Regions from separate parts of the Mus musculus genome. Here region 1 is linked to region 2. The links are chromatin contacts, found by Hi-C in ENCODE. All regions are on one chromosome and are shown on one strand. Each heading gives the region's core, a stretch centred on a gene start or an enhancer-like site at or near the end of the contact. The rest is flanking DNA. Distances are from core to core; before and after follow the strand shown.

What was found. Hi-C counts contacts between places; a loop is a spot of excess contacts on that map.
Region 1: a map of T-helper 1 cell shows a loop between it and region 2 (37-fold over the local background). The contact joins the enhancer-like site here to the promoter of Gbgt1 in region 2. A Hi-C loop is called at or near these places in 4 of 37 maps with a recorded cell type or tissue (T-helper 1 cell, T-helper 17 cell and regulatory T cell).

The regions. Positions count from the first base shown.
Region 1 is chr2:75,711,094-75,718,157 of GRCm38, forward strand. E030042O20Rik (a long non-coding RNA gene) reads left to right here. Exons shown (of 2, transcript XR_003953858.1): 2 at 1-27. Among named protein-coding and RNA genes, the nearest start is that of E030042O20Rik, 7.7 kb to the left of the region's middle. Within about 2 kb of position 5,092, at least 1 of the 3 ENCODE cell types and tissues checked has a DNase peak (open chromatin) inside an H3K27ac peak, as active enhancers do.
Region 2 is chr2:28,492,626-28,498,830 of GRCm38, forward strand. Gbgt1 (globoside alpha-1,3-N-acetylgalactosaminyltransferase 1) reads left to right here and starts at 4,266. Exons shown (of 7, transcript NM_139197.2): 1 at 4,266-4,439; 2 at 5,044-5,211; 3 at 5,751-5,816. The coding sequence starts at 5,141.

The DNA of each region.
Region 1 (7,064 bases), core at 3,842-6,341, about 47 Mb after region 2:
TTTTTAAAATAAACCTTGTTTTCCTGATTTTCTTCCTCATCTGTTATTTTTGTTCTCAGGACAAGAATCACCACACAAAAGTCCATCCCAATCTAAAATATCTTAAGAGACCCACTGTTATCTAAAACATCCATTTCTTTAAAACAAGAGATGAATCCAAGGTACACATACAGTAGGCAGTAATAAATTAAGGTTACTTATGTATAGATTTCAACCTCCAACCCCGATGCTATGAGTTTTAACCTTTTGTTAAATATTTTACAGGTCTTTAACCATACCCAGTAAACTTACAAATATTGAGCTATAGAAAGTTTACATATTAGTCTTATAAATCTCCAGGTAAGATTCATATGTTAGCAAACATGTGGTTAAACCAAAACCAAAAAGAGGACGGGATGAGGAATAATAATCCCACTGGGAATAGTCTCTCCTTTTGTCCTTTTTGCTCCCTTTTCTCGGTCACATAGTCAGGTGGCTCACCTGACGTGGGACAGAGATTTTGGAGGAAACCTTTAAACAAACATGTTTGAGTCTAGAGGAGTGAAAGCCATAACCTAACTCCAGAGGCAGCTTTTCACTGAAGTAGAACAGCATAAAACTACAATTTAATATTATCCATACCTAAAAGACGCCCCAATCTCTAGAAAATTGAATCCAGTGACCAGGGGGAAGAAACAGAGTGAGCTGAGAGCAAAGAAGGCTAAGGCTAAGGTTAAGAATTTTTTTTATTTTTAAAAAGGAAGATGCAACATCACAAACACAATCTAGGCAACACAAAACAGACTGACAAGACTCTACAGTTTGGTGGTCATCCAGACAAACCAAAATTAAACAAGGGCCAGTGTGAGGCATTTCAGCAGTCCCTCTGACTTGGGAACCAGTACTGGGTCTAGCTCGTCTACAAGCCCCACAAATGCACACTACAAACAGGATCTTTACCTAGACCACTGGAAGTTTTCTGATGCCTCTTTTCTCACAGTCTAGTGTTGAGAGCCTGCTGATGGTTCCCTCCAAAACGCTAGGCCTATCTGATTTCTTGGCTCTCAGAAGGCCAGGAGCCTCCAGGTTTCCAAGGTCAGCCAAAAAAAAAAAAAAAAAAAAAAAAAAAGAAGGTAGATCCAGCTGAATGTCCGAATCTTAAACAAGCCCCCAAATGTTATAGGTCTGGGGTTGCTCAGAGATTCACCACTCTGACCATTAATACGTTTTAACAAAGGAGAGGCTTTTATTCAGACACCAGCCACCAAGTCGATACCTGGACTAGGAATTCCCAAATGTAATACCTAGCCAGCTCAGTCAAATGTTTATAAAGGCAAAGAATACAAAATAACAATTTGCTCTCTTGCAGGCAGAAGGTTCTCTCATGTAAAACAAATTGTTTATTTAGCAGAAATAGTAGTAAAAATTTTAACCCCTAATAGCCCTTAATATTAACATCAACAAGGTCTAATTTTGATTTATAGTCTCCTTTGATTTATAGTTCTTCTCTAAAGCACAAAGATTTAAATTTTTTTTTTCGAGACAGGGTTTCTCTGTATAGCCCTGGCTATCCTGGAACTCACTCTGTAGACCAGGCTGGCCTCGAACTCAGAAATCTACCTGCCTCTGCCTCCCGAGTGCTGGGATTAAAGGCGTGCGCCACCACTACCCAGCAGATTTAAAATTTTTAAACATTAAGTTAGCCATTAGTATGTTAGTCATCACAACCCTAAGTCAGGCATGGTAGCACGTGTCATTAAGGCCAGCATTTGGGAGGCAAAAAAAGTAGATCTCTGAGTTCAAAACTAGACTGGTCTAGAGAGTGAATTCAAGGATAGCCAGGGCTACACAGAGAAACCCTTTTTTAGAAAAACAAAGCAAACATCATCAACAACAAAAAATAAAAACATACTCACACTGTATGGGTATGATGGTGCCAGACTTTAGTTCCAGTGTTGTGTGACATGGGTAACCCCAGATAGGGAGTCCACAACAAACCAAAGTCCAATTTGGTGAACCAATACGTTTTATTGGGATTAGTCTCTGGAATATGGCTAAGGGTTACTTACCATTAGACTGGTATCCATAGTCCTGCTGCAGCCCCCACTGTATTGTAAATCACTCCCTTACCCAGACATCACCAAAACCAAGTTCTGTGTAGCTTTCCTGAATGACCACCAGGTGCCAGGCACAGGATCTTTTTTTCTTTCTTTTTTTTTTCTTCTTTTTTTAAAAGATTTGTTCATTTTGTTAGTCTGAGTACATTGTAGCTGTCTTCAAACACTAGAAGAGGGCATTGGATCCCATTACAGATGGTTGTGAGCCACCATGTGGTTGCTGGGAATTGAACTCAGGACCTCTGGGAGAGCAGTCAGCACTCTTAACCACTGAGCCGTCTCTCCAGCCCTCGAAACAGGATCTTATATGGAAAAAAATTCCAGCTCTTGTCTGACATTTCACCCTTCCCTTTGCCTGGGACTATAAGAACTGTCTAACTTGGGTCCTGGGTATGATTTCTCTGGCCCCTTCCCTGGAACTAGTGAACCCTGCCAGAGAGTTGCACCAATAAACCTGAGTTTGCTTGCTGCCAATTTGGTCTGATCTGGTCATTTCACGTTGGTCATTTCACGTTGGTCATTTCACATTGCTCCGGAGCCTCTCACTTATGGAGGTGGAATGACTCAAAAGCATTTCCATCACCAAGGCCCATGCCAGCATAGGAGACAGCTCACAAAGCTGGGAACCTGGAGCACACAGTACAGCCTGAAGACAATGCAAAGTGCCAGGTGCAGGCTTCCAGGCTGCTAGTCTAGCCTCCGAGTCTTCTTTGTTTTTGGTTTTTGTTTTTGTTTTTGTCCATTTGTTTGTTTTTGTTTTTTTTCGAGACAGGGTTTCTCTGTGTAGCCCTGGCTGTCCTGGAACTCACTCTGTAGACCAGGCTGGCCTCCATTTTTTTTACAGCTTGGCTTTTCCTGAGGGAAATTCTCACCTTTACTGTTTACTCTGGGAGGGAGGGGCCTAGTGAATCTGGTTAGTTTCAGGGACTTCCGGAAACTATTTTGAGTTGTTTACCTTCCTGCCTAAGGAGTTTTCCTGTAGAATGGAATGTTTCAGTCTGGAGGAAACTTATATAACACCTAGCACTTGGAAGACAGAAGTAGGTGTGTCTGTGAGTTGAAATAAGCCTGAGCTACACAAAATGAGTTCCTTCTTGGCCAAGGGATACATTGTGAGACCTTGTCTCAAAGAGGGGAAAAATCATTGCCTATAGAAAACATCAAGAATTTCACGACATAATTTGAGCTCATAAATTCTTTTTAAAGAATGGGTTTTGTGTTTTCTTTTATGCTTTAATAATCTAAGTCTTTAATGTGATTTACAGTTTTTTTGTTTGTTTGTTTGTTTTTTGATTTACAGTTTTTAACTCCTTGGAATTATTCAAAAACAATTAAAGCTGACAATTATATAGTTTCATTAAAAAAAAAACCTCACAGAGTGTGCACACTGACTAAAGCAGATAGACTCTCAAAAAAAATGCAGACTAACTTTCTCTTAGTTGCATAATTTGACACTCCCAGGATTTCTATGTAAACTTTATGTTCAAATACTCCTTGAGATAAGTGGAGCCTAAATTCATCCCTTGTAATTGAAGCAAGATTCTCCAACTTGAATTAAACCTTTCATCTGTTAGATGAAAAGCCTGCAAATACTCTGCACAGTGAAAACAAGCTTAGAAGAAATTATTTACAAAGGCCTTGACACAAAAGGGGCAGCGATGTAGTAATGGTGAAATTACGTTTCTGCATCAAAGAGAGAGGGAAGTGTATAATGCTAACAATTCAGGTTACATATTAAAACTGCTGCATCTGAAAAGGTAAACAAAGAGCTCGGGAGGTAGATCATACCAAAGTCCTGGGTGACACAGCTACTGCCCTGAGGGAGTTTATAAAGTATTTTCATTTCCTTGTTAAGTAGTATTGCTGTGGAGTTTAGGCCGAATGAAATATCCATTACCTTCACAAAATGAATGTAATGGGTATATATTATTTTAGGCAGCTGTAACATACATTCTTTCAGAGGGAGGAAAGCTGTATGATAAGAGCCTGAACACACTAAAGAAAGAAAAACATCTAAATACAGGAGAAACTCGTTGGTGGTTCAGCTTAAGACATTGGAAGCTCAGTTTCAGACCACCCAAGTGAAGGAGGTTCTCAGCCCTTGCAGATGGAGAACTAAATGATCTTCACTGTGAGGATGTAGTACTACTAGGCTCCATCGCAGGCCCTTGAGCATGCCAGGTAAGTGCTCTATCACCGACTACACTCCTACTGCTGCTGTTTATCCTCAGCCCGGATTGGCTTCAGTCAGTTCGAAATTCTGCTGACCCTTGTCCATTTCCACAGATGTCTGAATTTCTTGTTGTGTTTGAAATGCCTAATCCCCATGCATGCTTCAGGTGTGTCTGTCTGCACTATTGCAGCTCAATCCAGAGTTTTCCAGGAAGTGTCATCAAAGAAGGCTTCCGAGGGCAACAGGATTGGATACTGGTGACGCTTTGGCCCCTTCATCTACCCAGCTGATCCACCAAGTGTCAAGGCCTGAGGGATGAATCCGCTGATTCACACTCTTCCCAGGCTTCAAGGCTTCTTCCTCTTACTGTTGGAGCTGGAAAGATCCTCGGACCCCTTTGGAATTGCAATCGAAATGTTCTATGGTCCAGTAGGCTGAGTATTACGTCTGCAAACAGCCTGGTCTATGCAAGTTTCCTGCCTTCCAGGCCTTCACAGGGAGACTTTGCAGGAAAAAAAAAAAAAGGAAAAAAAGGAAAAGAAAAAAAGGGGGAAAAAACAAAGAGGAAAGAAAGGAAGAAATGAGGCAGACAAGATGGCTCAGAGAAGTCCTGCAAATTGTCTTCTGACCTCTGACCTCTACATTTTTTCTGTAGGACTTATGTTGCACATGCACACACACACACACACACACACACACACACACATAATACATTTTTTTATATTAAAAAAAAAAGGAACAAATTGCCCTGGCCCTTGGACCTTCCATGCCTGCCATCTCAAGCCCTAGAGGATTCTAGCCCTAGGCACAAGGAGATTGCTGCCAGGTAACAGAAGCCTGCCTGTTTGGACTGTCAACTCCACAGACCTGTGACAGATTACATAAATCACTGCCAACTACTGAGTATTAGGTGGTTTGTTTCGTAACAGTAGGGTGATCTGATGAGCATATGTTGAGTCTCAGAGGCAGTGTGCCTCCTGGGTGCCTTGTTTATTAACTGCCACTGAGAACACGCACAGGGACCGCTCTTAGTGATTACTTTAAATAAAACCTCCAGACCCTCAGAAAAGAACTTACTTTTCTAAGACTGAGGAAAGTATTTTTCCCATAATATATATCTGTTGCTACCAACAGAGCAAATGACCTCATCACTCCAGGCCTTACTTTCTGTCCAATAGATGCTGGTAAGATACTCTCATTAAACACACAGAGCACAGACACCATCTGCTTAGGACTAGATGGTGATGCAAATGCATACCCAGATATTGACCCTGCCTGACCTCATTTACTCAGGTTACGTAAGATGCTTTGTGAAAGGCTACTAAGGAAATTTGAACTCGAGGAGCCGCCTGCCCAGTAGATAAACTGAACTCCAGCACATCAGGGTGCAGGATAATTGGTGTGTTAACTTCCAAACACGCCCATAACCTTGAGTCTTGGACTTAAGACACCTCACTGTGCAAACTATACGCACAAAGCACTGGAATTCTACAAAGCCAATTCCAACCAGTGTAGTTTCCTGTTCCTCGCTGAAACAGAGCCCTGCAGTGGGAGTGGTGCTGTGAGGAAACAAAGAGAGCAGAAGTGTGAAAGCCGTCTTAGAACTTCACCTGGGGACCTCCACAAAAATAGACACGGACTGAACGCAGACAGAATGGATATCTTCCAAAATGGCCACTGATTTGGCCTGTCTGCTGGAGACTGATGATTTTACTCTTCTTGGTTTTGTCTGTCTGTAGTTTCCTGAGTAAATTACTTTCATAAGAAATATATATATATATATATATATGGGGCTGGAGAGATGGCTCAGCAGTTAAGAGCACCGACTACTCTTCCAGAGTTCAATTCTTAGCAATCACATGGTGGCTCACAATCATCTGTAACAGGATCCAATGCCCTCTTCTGATGTGTCTGAAGACAGCTACAGTGTACTCATCATGTATATAAAATAAATAAATAAAATCTTAGAAAGAAAGAAAGAAAGTATGTATGTGGGGGTGGGTAGGATACAGAGGCGAGGAGGGTAGTGTTTCCTTTTGTCCTAAGCCACTGGGCCTATTTTATTTTCAAACTGGATTTTATTAATGTATATTTTATTACCTTTATTTTATTTTATTTTATTTTATTTTTGCAAGTCAGGGTTTCTCTGTGTAGCTCTAGCTGTCTTGGAACTCATTCTTTAGACCAAGCTGTCCTAGAACTCAGAAATCTGCTTGCCTCAGCCTCCAGAGCTCAGGGATTAAAGGTGTACACCACTACTGCCTGGCTTCTTTTCTTTCCTTTTCCTTTCTTTTCAAACTGGATTTTTAATCACAGACTTTGCAAGTATATTCACTCTGTATTTACTCATGCAGAGCCCAGTGACTGGATTATATCTTGAGTTGTGGTTATAATGAGAGCCTGGAAGAGCCTTTCTTCTCTCAACAGACTCTGAATTTGCAAAGATTTTTACAGCAGAGTAGAAATTCCCAAACATGGAGGTTTATGAGCAGAGACGAAGGACTGAATCTTCAGAGTAAGGTGCAAAACATTCCATGTATAACACTGCTGTATGGGGAAAATTAGCAAGATGTATAGGCCCGAATTTATGTCTGCCTTGCTGCTCCACACAGAAATTAATAATGGAGGAGAAGACCAAATACTCTTCATTTTTATAGGTATTTTTACATTTTAAAATTAATTAAGTAAGTAATTAATTAATGTGTGCATGCATGCATGTGTGTGCATGCCATGGTGCATATGTGGAGATCAGAGGACAACTTGTGGGAATGGCTTCTTTCCTTCTACCCTTTCTA
Region 2 (6,205 bases), core at 3,016-5,515:
GGGGGAGCACTGAAACTCCTCCCTATTGGACCAGATCTTTCTGCCTCATACTCCGCAGCAGCCTCCTTCAAATCTTCCTCCTCTCCTGTTGATAATTCGGAATCCTCTGAGCTAGACAATTCTAACGACTCAGAGTCCTCGAGAGGAGGGTAAATTGACTTAATTTTCTGCTTTTTACTATTTTTTATACTATTTTTTGTATCTTTACATTTTGGGAGTTGACAATTAAAGCCATGATATAAGATCAAGGCAAGAAAGATAGCAACCCCAGCAACAATTATCAGATCTATTTTGTAGGAGAGTATGCTTCTCAAAGACTCACATTAATTTCTTTCTACTTACCGGTACCGCCGTTCCTCAGCTGAAGAGTTCTGAATTCACGCTGTTGAATCCTTCTCAGCAGCCTGTTTTACAGGAACCTTTATTAACACCGCTCCCCAGCTGAAGAGTTCTGAATTCACGCTGTTGAATCCTTCTCAGCAGTCTGTTTTACGGGAACCTTTATTATCCGCTCCTTCCCCGTGATGCAGTTCTGAATCCTCCCTGTAGCAGGGGGTCTTCGCTCGTGCCTGAAGATGTTTCTTGTCCCGGGCTTTTCGGCACCACTTCTTGCGCGCGCTTGACTGGCCAGGAAGAACGACGCTGCAACAGGATCCTTCTGCACACGTTTATTGGGAGAGCTTGATTGTAGAGGCGAAAAGACCTCGAGCCCAGAACTGGTGCTGCTTTTATAGGCCTAGGACAGGCGTTCTCTCTCATCTGATTGGTTAACTTGTCTCTCATCTGATTGGTTAACTTGTCTCTCATCTGATTGGTTAACTTGTCTCTCATCTGATTGGTTAACTTTTGTCAATTCTCAAAACCTCACCTTGGCAAAAGAACCTTTACTGGCTATGTATGTGTGGTGGCCAGCTGTAGCCAACTGCCACTCTGTAACTGCCACTCTGTAACTGCCACTCTGCAACGGCTTCCCACAGTAGTCCATGGATATTGTTTACTCCCTGTAGCCACTTGGACCCAAGACCTTTTGGAGGACATAGTTCCATCAGTTTGTAGCAAGAGAGAGTGTTGTGCTCCTGTGGCCACCAAAAAACACTTCCACTTTGAGAGTTACCCTAGGTTCGGGGAGGGGATCCGAACCCCGTCTCCACTAATAACTTCTTCCTGCACCGCCAACACCTTGGGGTACAGGGCTCTCTTCTTCTTGGGCTTATTAGGACACTCTCCTTTCCAATCTCCTTTTTCCTTGCAGTGCGCACACTGGTCCTTAGGCAGGGGCTCCCTTCTGATGCCAGGTACTACCTTCCTAAATTCTCGGGGCTTTCTAGCTTTCCTTACTACAGTGACCAGGATCTTTTTTTTTTTTTTTTTCTGAGACAGGGTTTCTCTGTATAGCCCTGGCTGTCCTGGAGCTCACTTTGTAGACCAGGCTGGCCTCGAACTCAGAAATCCGCCTGCCTCTGCCTCCCAAGTGCTGGGATTAAAGGCGTGCGCCACCACGCCCGGCTAGTGACCAGGATCTTATGAAGATTCCTTTCTTGCCTTTTGTCTCTTTTCAGCTCTCTAGCTTCCTGATCTTTCTGCCTTCTCTCTTCTTTTTCTTCTGTCTCTCAGTTATAGAACACTTTCTCAGCTACTTGCACAAGCTCCTTCATGACTTATCATGTAATCCTTCTAACTTTTGCATGCTTCTTCTTAATATCCTTGGTTGACTGTTCAATAAAGGCTATAGTAATGGTGGCCTTATGTTCTTCTGCTTTAGGGTCATAGGGCATAAACTGACGGAATGCCTCCATCAGGCGCTCAAGGAGTGCTGAAGGGGATTCCGTAAGCCCTGAACGGTTTCCCTTACCTTGGCCAGATTCCTTTACCGTGTCATGCTGCCCCTTGGGGAGCTGCCATTAGTCTGGTGATAGACTCTCAGGTGTTCCCTACCTACAGGAAGGGCCTAGTAAGGGGGAACCCAGCATCTATCTCATTAGGCAGAAGAGAGGGTCTACCATCCATTCCAGGTATGTTTTTTTCTAGCCTCAAGGATAATTTAATGTCTTTCCTGCATTGTGAAGGGAGTTGGCAGTCATCCCAAGTCGGTCAGTGGAAGAAGAGAATAGAATCCAAAAGATTAGTCAGAGCCTGAGGGTTTTTGGGGGGGGGGGGGAATTATGAGTTTTCCAGTTATAGAGATCAGCAGAGGAAAAAGGCCAGTACTGTAGAGGTTGGTTGCCTTGGTCATTTGCAAGACCATAGGCCCGGAGGGTAAAATAGGGGCATCAGGGGTCTCTGCCCACCTGATCTGTGTCCCCGCTGCTGGACCCTGTACTGGGGGTTGGGTGGAAGAAACCTCTGGCTCTTGGAGAGCCTGCGGCGCAGCCGGGGGGCACCATGGGCTCTGGGGCAGGTGCCCCTCCATGTGGGGCTGGCACCAGGGGCTGAGCAGGAGGATAAGGTGGAAGAAGATCCAAAAGGAGTAAGTCTGCATCTCCAGAGGACAGAACGGTCTTCTTTTCTGTCTCAGTCTTCACGGCACACACTCTCGCCAGACTTGGATCTGAAAGTGAAACAAAAGGGCAAACCCATGCAGGGGGTGACAAAACCAAATCCTCCCAGACAACAATATAGGGAACCTGGTCGGGGTGTCCCCCTGGTCCCAGAAAAAAAAAATCCTCTCTTTAACTTCCTCTATCTTGTCTAGGAGGAAGGAGCCCTCTGGTGGCCATCCAGTCTGATAGGAAGGCCACTCCGAAGCACACAGAGTCTGCCACTTTTTCTTTTTAACCTCAACAGACAAATTGTGAGCCCTTTCTTTTACATCCATCCAGTGGTCAAGGGTAATAGTCAGGGGAGTGGAAGTGGTCTGTCCCATCATCTCGTCCAAATAAAGTGTCACAACTACACCACAGGAAACAAGTAAGATAAACAAGACCAACACAGGGCGTCCTACACGCGATTTCCAGAGACGCCTGATACTGTTTGTACCAGGCAATTGCTGAACCCTAGCAGCTGCTGGGTTGAGAAGGACCGTTTCTGATCTAACCTCCCAGCGTGACTCGGAGCGCCCTCCAGCGTCCTTTGGCCCATGACACTGACACGTCTGCCCGTCACAACAGCAACCTGGATGGGGTCTCCTAGAAGACACCAAAACCTGAGACCAGTCCAAAACCAAACCTGAAACCTGAAAACCAGTTGTCCCCTTCCAGGACTTAACAGATACAGACTGTGGATGCAGACAACATGAAACAGAAAGTAACACAGACCTGCTCGAGCATACCTCTGATTTCTTCGCCAATTGTGGGTCTGGGGGCGCACAATCTCGCTGGGGCCTCCAATTGTTGGACCCCAGGGGCCCAAGTGTTGAGAACGCGACCCCCAGAAACACAGCTTGACGACAGGTCGCTGCAATGACAAGAGGTTTTTATTTCGTAGCACGTGGGGTTGCTCAGCCTCGCAGGGAGAGTCAACCACGATTGTCAAAAGTACAGCTTTTTTATACTCTTTTGAAGGGCGGTTACACAGCTATATTATTATTGGCTAGCAAAGCAACAGTATATTTTTAATTTTAGTGGTCAGCTATTGATGTGCCAGAAACTTTGTCAGCAAGGTCGGTTTACCTTAGAATTCAAACTGAGGCAGGGGTCCCAAGGACTGATATTTTTGTCATGGCTAATTCTTGAGAGCAGCTAATCTTGCTCTGGCAGCTGTGGTCATCATGACCGCTAGTCAGTCCCTCCAGATGGGGAAGGGGCCGGGTGGTCTTGAACTTGTTTACATTGGCAGGGAAAGGGAAAATTCTTGAAGCAGCAGGGGGAAGGGAGAAGCTCTGCAAACAGCTTTGGTGCACATTAGCCAAGCTAAAACTATATTTCTTCAGACTAAGAAGAGACAGGGCCTTGGCCAGATTCAGAGACTCTGGTTCTCCCTTTCCTTGACTTTCTGAAAGTTTTTCTCCAAAATCATACCTCACATCTCAGCCTGTGTTGGGAGACCTACCATCCCTGCCTAGGAGCTGTACGTTCCGCAGGCTGGGTTGGATTTAGAAGAACAGAGAAGTTACTGACAAGGTTCAAGCACAGGCAGGGCAAGGCTGAAGGCATGGATGGGTGGGACTCAGGTGGCTTTCAGATCTCTAGGTACTTGCCTGCTCCCAGACTTACTTTGCTCCGCCCCAAGGACCAGGAATCCTGCTGTGTGCTGGGTTGGGCCTGGGGGTTGTGCTCTGGGAAAGAGTCCAGTTCCTGTTTTCTGGGCTGAGGTTTGCTCCTCCTTCTGTCCTAAAGCTTGGTCAGCCCAAAGGGAGTGGTTCTATAATCCCAAAGACAGTCTCATCTGCTCTGCCCTACCCGACTGGGTCCTTGCACCGTACCCCACCGCAGCCGCTGAGGAGGAGGAGGAGGAAGAGGAGGAGGAAGTCCCAGTGCCAGAACAAGCTGGACAAAGTTCAGGTACTCCTCTGCAGCCCCAACTTCTGGGTTGGACCTGCAGGGTTTGGGTCTGAGTTTGTCATCTGCTTCGCAGTTCTGTGCAGCTCGAGTCTGAGCCTGAGGCTAGTGAGGCAGAAATGGTGAGCTGGGAAGGGAAACTGGGGTCCCAGGGGGCAAGAGAGGGCAAGAGAGGGCAAGAGAGGGAAGGCAGAGCCCTAACCTCCAGGACTCCAGATCTGGGAACTTTCTCCGATTTCAGGCTTACCACACTCTCCTCTCCTTGGCCTGGAGCGTTATCTCATCTTCCCCCAACCCTTTGGTGGTGAAGAATCACCAAGCAAAAGGTCTTTGAGCCAGATTGCTTAAGCACCTTCTGCCTGTGTCACAAAGCTCAGACCCCACCTCTCCCAAGTGGCCAGAAGTAGCTTTAGGAAATTAAGGGTTTGCCTCCATGAACTTAAGTCCCTGGGGACACTGTCCCAGTCCGTTGCTAGGTGATTCTTTGTCGCCCTGTTGATGAATGGGCAGAGCCTAGACATAGACCACTGCCTGGGGATGACATCCTAGCTGCCACTGAGCTCCTGGCCAGCTGAAAGAGGGAAATAATTGGAACATTTCTTTGCAGGCGTTTCTAAGACCTCAAGTGAGGTAGGCCCAGAGCCTGACAGACCTAAGGCCCTAGGGGTTTCTGAAAGTGCCCAGTTTCTATTCTGCACCCAGTGATGACCCGCCCAAGACTGGCCCAGGGCCTAGCGTTCTTCCTGCTCGGTGGCACAGGTCTCTGGGTCCTGTGGTGAGTTGCTACTTGGAATCTCTTCCATGCCCTTCTCAGTTCTCCTGCCTCCTAAATGTGATAGTCAACCAGTTCCTCAGGACCCATCAACTCTCGAGGCTCAGGATCCTCCAGCCTCAGGAAGGCTAACTAGTTTTGGCTTTTGTGTTTTGCCATGGTTTGGGTTTTCCCAGCCTTTTATTTGCCATGTTTTCTGCCTAGACTGTCCTTCAAACCATGTTGATAAGAAACCCTGTTCATGTTCCTAAAGTAACCCCTATTGGCCTTGTGGGGGAGTTATGGCCACTGCATGTCTCCTTACCGTCTGTCTGTGGGAAGCCATGCTTCAAGGACCTAGTCATACCATGAGTGACTAGCTATGTGGACAAAAAGACAGCTACACACTAGGCCCTATGCTAGATATGGGTCCTTACTCTGCAGTCAACTGCCATGGAGTGACAGGACTCTTTACCAAATGAAGGTCTTTGCTCCTAATGAAGTGCACAAGTGAGGCCATCCTTTAAGGTAGTATAGCATTTAACAGGTGTTTTTCTTTCTAGGAAGTTTATCAAGGACTGGCTGCTGGTCTCCTACATACCCTATTACCTCCCCTGCCCAGAGTTCTTGTAAGTACTGGATAAGAGAATTTGGCTACAGTGTGGGGTGACCATATTTGGAGAGACAGGAAATCTTTTAGGTTGATGTTGTCTAAGGGGACCTGTAGCCTTAACTTATGGCTCTGAGCAGTGCTCCTTAGAGCTGCCGTAGACTCGAGCTGAGAACCGGAGATTCCAGCCTTCCAACATACTGCTGAGCTCAGCCTACTTCCTCTTTAGACATTGCTGCACCACTCTGGGTCTCCTTTGCTGCTTGCTGTGTGTTAGACGGGAGGGTAGACATGCCCCTCCTGGGCTGATGCTTATGAGGAGCCTGGTGTTCTGGTACCTAGAAGGTGGTCAGTAGAGAGTCCTGCTAGGAAGGAACCTCTTGCTCCATTTTGTGTGGATGCAGGGGG